Linked DNA regions of Homo sapiens: region 2 is linked to region 1. The links are chromatin loops, found by intact Hi-C in ENCODE. Cell type or tissue: endothelial cell of umbilical vein. All regions are shown on one strand. Links, peaks and the distances in the headings refer to the core of each region. The heading gives the core; the rest is flanking DNA.

Region 1 (2,861 bases), core at 1-2,500:
GGTGGCTCATGCCTGTAATCCCAGCACTTTAGGGGGCCAAAGCGGGAAGGATCACTTGAGGTCAGGAGTTTGAGACCAGCCTGGCCAACATGGTGAAACCCCATCTCTACTAAAAACACAAAAATTAGCTGGGTGTGGTGGCAGGCGCCTATAATCCCAGCTACTCAGGAGGCTGAGGCAGGAGAATCGCTTGAACCCAGGAGGCAGAGGTTGCAGTGAGCCCGAGATCGGGCCACTGCACTTTAGCCTGGGTGACAGAGCTAGTGGGACTCCTCCTCTGTCTCAAAACAAACAAACAAACAAAGATTAACCCTTTCATCACTCTCTATTCCCAGATTAATTTTGCTTCACAGGATTTACCACCACCTGATTTTTTTCTGTTTCACTTGTTTATCGTCTGTCTCTTCACTAAAATGTAAACTTCCCAAGTAGAGGGATTTAGTTTTGTTTATTCCGTGTACCTAGAGCAGTTCCTGGCACATAGCAGACACCCAATAAGTATTTGTTAAATGAATACTGTGGAATGAGTTTTTTACACATGAAATTCTCAGCTAATCAAACAAAATAGCTATGTGGAGACTGCTCAAGAAGCAATGCTGCCAGGAGCGGTGGCTCACGCCTGTAATCCCAGCACTTTGGAAGGCTGATGCAGGCAGATCATGAGGTCAAGAGTTCGAGACCAGCCTGGCCAACATGGTGAAACCTCATCTCTACTAAGAATACAAAAATAGCCAGGTGTGGTGGTGCGTGCCTGTAATCCCAGCTACTCAGGAGGCTGAGGCGGGAGAATCACTTGAACCCAGGAGGCGGAAGTTGCAGTGAGCCAAGATCACACCACTACACTCCAGCCTGGCGACAGAGCTAGACTCCGTCTCAAAAAAAAAAAAAAAAAAGGAAAAGTACTTCCTTCAATTAGTCATTCTAAAGACTTCATGAATTAAACTCCATAAAAGACAACAGTGTCTAGCATATATAAAATGCTAAATAAATGTACGTTTATTATGATGAATATGTTGAATATTTACAGGTGGTTAACTATAAACACCTCTAGTTGAAAATATATATAATATATATTACATATATTATATATAATATATATGTATATTATATATGTAATATATACATACACATTATATATAATATATACGTATATATATTATATAATACGTAATATATAATACTTATATATATAATTCGCCTCCCAGGTTCAAGCAATTCTCCTGCCTCAGCCTCCCAAGTAACTGGGATTACAGGCATGTGCCACCACGCTCGGCTATATATTTTTTTAATTATTATTTTTTAGTAGAGACGGGGGTTTCTCCATGATTGTCAGGCTAGTTTCGAACTCCCGACCTCAGGTGATCCGCCCGCCTCGGCCTCCCAAAGAGCTGTTTTAAAGCACAGGTTCCCATGGCATCGCTTCTTCCCCCAACCCTCACACACTGTCCCTAACCAAAGAGACTGCACACCCCAGAATGCAACACGCGCCTCCGCGAAGAAGACCTACTCATAGCAAGTACTTCACAGCCTACAATTCCCAAGATGCAACGCGACCTCCTTCCCACAGCAACGAAAGACTGCGACTCCCCGGACTATCAGGCCGGGAGAGTCCACTTCCAGCTCACCTCGGAGCTCCGGGAGCCTTTCAGCACCTGCTTGGTGAGCGCGATTACGTCAGTACCACAGGTGGTCACCTTCTCCGTGAGAAGCCCCTTCACGGACTGACCGAACCGCGCTTGAGACTCTGGCGTTCCAGTCGCCATCATTTCAGTTAGCGAACGGTTGCGCACTGACGATGGTGAGTCGCCGGGGCCAAAAGACAAGCAAAGCGGAAGGAAAAGAGGCGTCTCTTCCTCCATGGGAAAAGGAAGGGACGCATGCGCCTGATGGAGGTTGACCTTTGCTCACTAAACTCATGAACTATTCATTGATATCCTGAGGAAAACAGGGTCCAGGCAAACATCTCTGGAGGGGATGGAGGACAGTTTCATTGACTCTATGGTTCAGAATCGGAAAGCCTGCGGCAGGGCATGGCGGCGCACGCCTGAAATCCCAGCCCTTTGGGAGACCCAGGCAGGAGGATCACCTGAGCCTGAGAGTTCCAGACCACCCTGGGCAACATAGCGAAACTCCATCTCTTTAAAAATAAAATAAAATTAAAATTAATACAAATAATTAAAAAGAATCAGAAGGCCCGGATTACAGTCCCAATGCTACCATTTAGCAGTGTGTGGCTGCAAATTACTCAGCTTCTGTCTTATATTCCTCATCTGTTAAACAGAAGTAATAATGTTTCCAAGGGGTTATGAGAATATCATTCCATTCATATATATATACACATATATATATATACACATATATATACACATATATACACATATATACATATATATACATATATATACACATATATATATACATATATATTTTTTTTTCCCCAGAGTCTTGTTCTGTTGCCTAGGCCTTTTTTTGATTAATTGAGACAAGGGGCCAGGCGTGGTGGCTCACGCCTGTAATCCCAACACTTTGAAAGGCCAAGGTGGATCACTTGAGGTCAGGAGTTCAAGGCCAACCTATCCATATGGTGACACACCTGTAGTCCCAGCACTTTGGGAGGCCGAGGCAGAAGGGTCACTCAAGGCCAGGAGTTCAGTATCAGCAGCCTGGGCAACATAGCGATAACTTGTCTCATTTTATTTAATTTTATTTTATTTTATTTTTTTTTTGAGATGGAGTCTCGCTTTGTTGCCCAGGCTGGAGTGCAGTGGCTCGATCTCAGCTCACTGCAACATCCGCCTCCTGAGTTCAAGTGATTCTCCTGCCTCAGCCTCCCAAGTAGCTGGGATTACAGGTGCTTGCCA
Region 2 (2,908 bases), core at 275-2,774, 79 kb after region 1:
GTGAGCTAACGCCACTACACTCCAGCCTGGGCAACAGAGTGAGACTCCATCTCAAAAAAAAAAAAAAAAAAAAAAAAAAGGACAGCCTTTCTTGTGGGGGCAGAAGGGATGTTCAGAGTGGTCACCTCTCTGCCCATCAGCTGTGTCAACGCAACACTCTGAAGATAACAAGAGCTGTAATGGAATGTTTGGGGCTTTTCAGAGGAGCTTCCTTTGAACAGAACTGTAGGCAACTCAAGGGAGAGTTGTCCACCTAGCACTTTTCTCAGAGTGAGGGCAACCAGTGGTCCCTAGCAGCTCCCCTCTAGGGCTTCTGCTGTGAGCTCATCTGTGGCTTTTCCTCACCCAGGAACAGGCAGCAGAGGGTGTGTGCTCCCTCCCCACCCCTTATGGCCAGCAGCTGCTGGTTACAGTTACACATTCCGATACAGACATGCCTCTCAGACGAAGAGGGGGTGGGGGTGTCTGACTCTCAGAAGCCCTGGAACAAATAGTTGGCAACAGCTGTGTTCTCAGCAGACAGCAGTTGGTGGCTTGCTACTGTTCTCTCATTCCACACTGCTTTACCGGCTGGAATGAATGCAGTGCTCCCACTTCAAAGGGCGGCTCACCGAGCAATCAAGTCTCTGCCACAGGGGTCTTTTTGAAAAACTGGTCAGTAAGGCCAAAATGGGGTCAATTCCACACCCCTTCCCCTGAGGCGTCGGGAACGTCCCTCAGCTGCACAGCCCCAGGCACATGCTTGAAAGGAAGAAAGCCTTTCCTTTAAAAGAAGAACGGAGCCCTCACCCCACCCCCAACACAGAGTCCCTTCAGAACCAGAGGACTGTGAGGAAATCTCCACTAACTAGCCAAATCAAAATGGAGAAGGAATAAAAGGGGTTTGGAGCAAGAATCGCACTCTGCCTCTCCCCTTCCCCAGCCCCATTCTTCAGCTGTTTCTCCGTGAAGTTTCCAAAGCAGTTTTACAGTGTCTGATGGAAAATCAGAACTGGTCAGCCCTAGAGAAACCTCGGGGACGTAGAGGGTTAAGAACACGGTGGCTCTGAAAGTAAGGAGCAACTAGCAAACAAGAAGGGAGACTGGAAAGTTCTGTGTGGGAGCTGGCCTGGTCTAACTGAGAGGCATTTGCTAAAATATTCCCTCCACCCAAAGCAGTAGTACAATAAACAAGCTCCCACCCCTTCTTCCCTTCCAAACCCGATCCGTGCAGAAACAATTACCTGTCTAAGACCCAAAAGGAAAGGCATCCTGCAAGAGCATCGTCCACACTAACGTTGGAACAAAGGGCTCTTAAAAGTTAAGGTCTTGGAATGAGCATTGCCCCTGGTGGGCCTGTGTGTGCGGTGGTCCTGGTTCACCGGCCTTCTTTAGCAAAGCAGACAAAGTAAACAGAGTCCTGGGACCGAGCAGGCACACTGTCTCCTGCTCTCCTCGCTACTCCCCCTGCCTGGCTCTGGCCCACCCCCACCTTCTCGTGACATATCTCAGACGCAGCAAAGCCGAAGCTGTCTGCCAAGGGGGAAATGACATCAGTTCAGGCGCAGCAGAAAAAACTTCAGACAGCTGCACTGGAATACTGAGGAGGATGTGCTGCAGACCCGCGATGCCCAGCCCTGGACCCACCTAGAGCCAGAGCCCACTGTGGGAGGATGGTGGGGGCTGCAGATGGGAGCAGGCTGCTGCAACCCCTTGGCTCTAAGCAGGCTGGGGGGTACATAAATCAAGTCTCTAAAGCTGAAAACAGGAACACTGCTCTGAATAAGGACTGACTTTGTAGCTCCTAGAGTATTGTTTCTCCTCCCTGGGAAAGAAAATCAAGTCCAGTGTCTGTCAGTTTCACAGAAACTTTTCCACCCCCACCCCTGCCAGAGTCGGTGCTCAGTAAATAATAGGACATGAAGCCTGGCTGTCCCAACTTTCTCTAGGGAATGAGGCAATTCGCAGCGGGGGCTTGGAGAGGCACCTTTTCCCCAGCTAAGGTACGACACGCTACCTTGGACACTGACCTTTCGAGCCCTCGCTTCCACCGGAGAGTTTATATTTCATAAACAAACTGCGCAAGTACAGGTGCCAACATCTTTCCTCACTTGTCTTATAAAAGGTACAACAAGTCCCACCGCAGCCTCCAAGTTGCCAGAAAGGCAGATCATCTATATTTAAACCAACTCTTGGTTCAGAAAAGTTCACCGCCTTAGGTTTGTCGTGCTTTCTTCACTAAGTTCAGCTCAGGGAGACAAGAGTTCTCTAACGCAAGCTTTGCACAAGCAAGGGCCCTGGGGATGGTGTCCTGCTCTGACTTTCCCTAGTCGGTGGTGTAAGCCAAATCCCTTCTGGCTACCCTCCCTGAAACAGGAGGTCACAGCAGCTCTCCCTCGGCCTGAATCCTCTACCAAAGACAACACTTGCACAGCACAAAAGGTCCATGTTTGGGTTCGGATTTCCAGAAATGACTCAAGGAGAACAATCTTCAGAGGAGCTTTATAAATCGAAAGTTACTTTTTTTTTTTTTTTTTTTTTTTTGAGATAGGGTCTCACTCTGTTACCCAGGCTGGAGTACAGTGGTGTGATGATCTTGGCTCACTGCAACCTCTGCCTTCCGAGCTCAAGCGATCCTCCCACCTCAGCCTCCCAAGGAGCTGGTACCACAGGCACGTGCTACCATGCGCAGCTAATTTTTGTTTTTTTGTGTAGAGATGGGGTTTCGCCATGTTGCCCAGGCTGGTCTTGAACTCCTGGGCTCAAGTGATCTGCCCACCTTAGCCTCCTAAAGTGCTGGGATTACAAAAAGTTACTTTTCAATAACTTCCTCAGCTACAAATTAATTACACTGTCCAGGACTCAAAGCAAGTATATTTCATCTTTCCTTTCATTTTCTGCAACAATTTTCTTTCATGATACTTATCCA

Evidence for each region. Hi-C counts contacts between places; a loop is a spot of excess contacts. Peaks named below come from ENCODE experiments on the same cell type or tissue, not always from the same donor. Only the 100,000 strongest peaks of a DNase experiment are listed, where the experiment ranks them.
Region 2: a loop joins it to region 1, with 4 times the contacts of the local background. A loop is called at or near these places in 1 of 110 quality-filtered maps.

What each region holds. Positions count from the first base shown.
Region 1 is chr10:102,853,192-102,856,052 of GRCh38, reverse strand. BORCS7 (BLOC-1 related complex subunit 7) reads right to left here and starts at 1,794. Exons shown (of 5, transcript NM_001136200.2): 1 at 1,626-1,794. The coding sequence starts at 1,766. It overlaps BORCS7-ASMT (BORCS7-ASMT readthrough (NMD candidate)), which reads right to left and starts at 1,843. Exons shown (of 15, transcript NR_037644.1): 1 at 1,626-1,843. RefSeq lists enhancers at 1-451, 1,459-1,648, 1,248-1,760, 1,719-1,778, 1,761-2,274. In endothelial cell of umbilical vein, for the core only: no CTCF peak of the experiment used is centred there; DNase peaks (open chromatin) are centred at 1,542 and 1,772; H3K4me3 peaks cover 959 bases; H3K27ac peaks cover 837 bases.
Region 2 is chr10:102,774,733-102,777,640 of GRCh38, reverse strand. The region is part of intron 1 of WBP1L (WW domain binding protein 1 like); the gene reads right to left. Among named protein-coding and RNA genes, the nearest start is that of WBP1L, 32 kb to the right of the region's middle. RefSeq lists enhancers at 438-969, 970-1,501, 2,034-2,565. In endothelial cell of umbilical vein, for the core only: no CTCF peak of the experiment used is centred there; DNase peaks (open chromatin) are centred at 460 and 1,530; H3K4me3 peaks cover 1,402 bases; H3K27ac peaks cover 2,500 bases.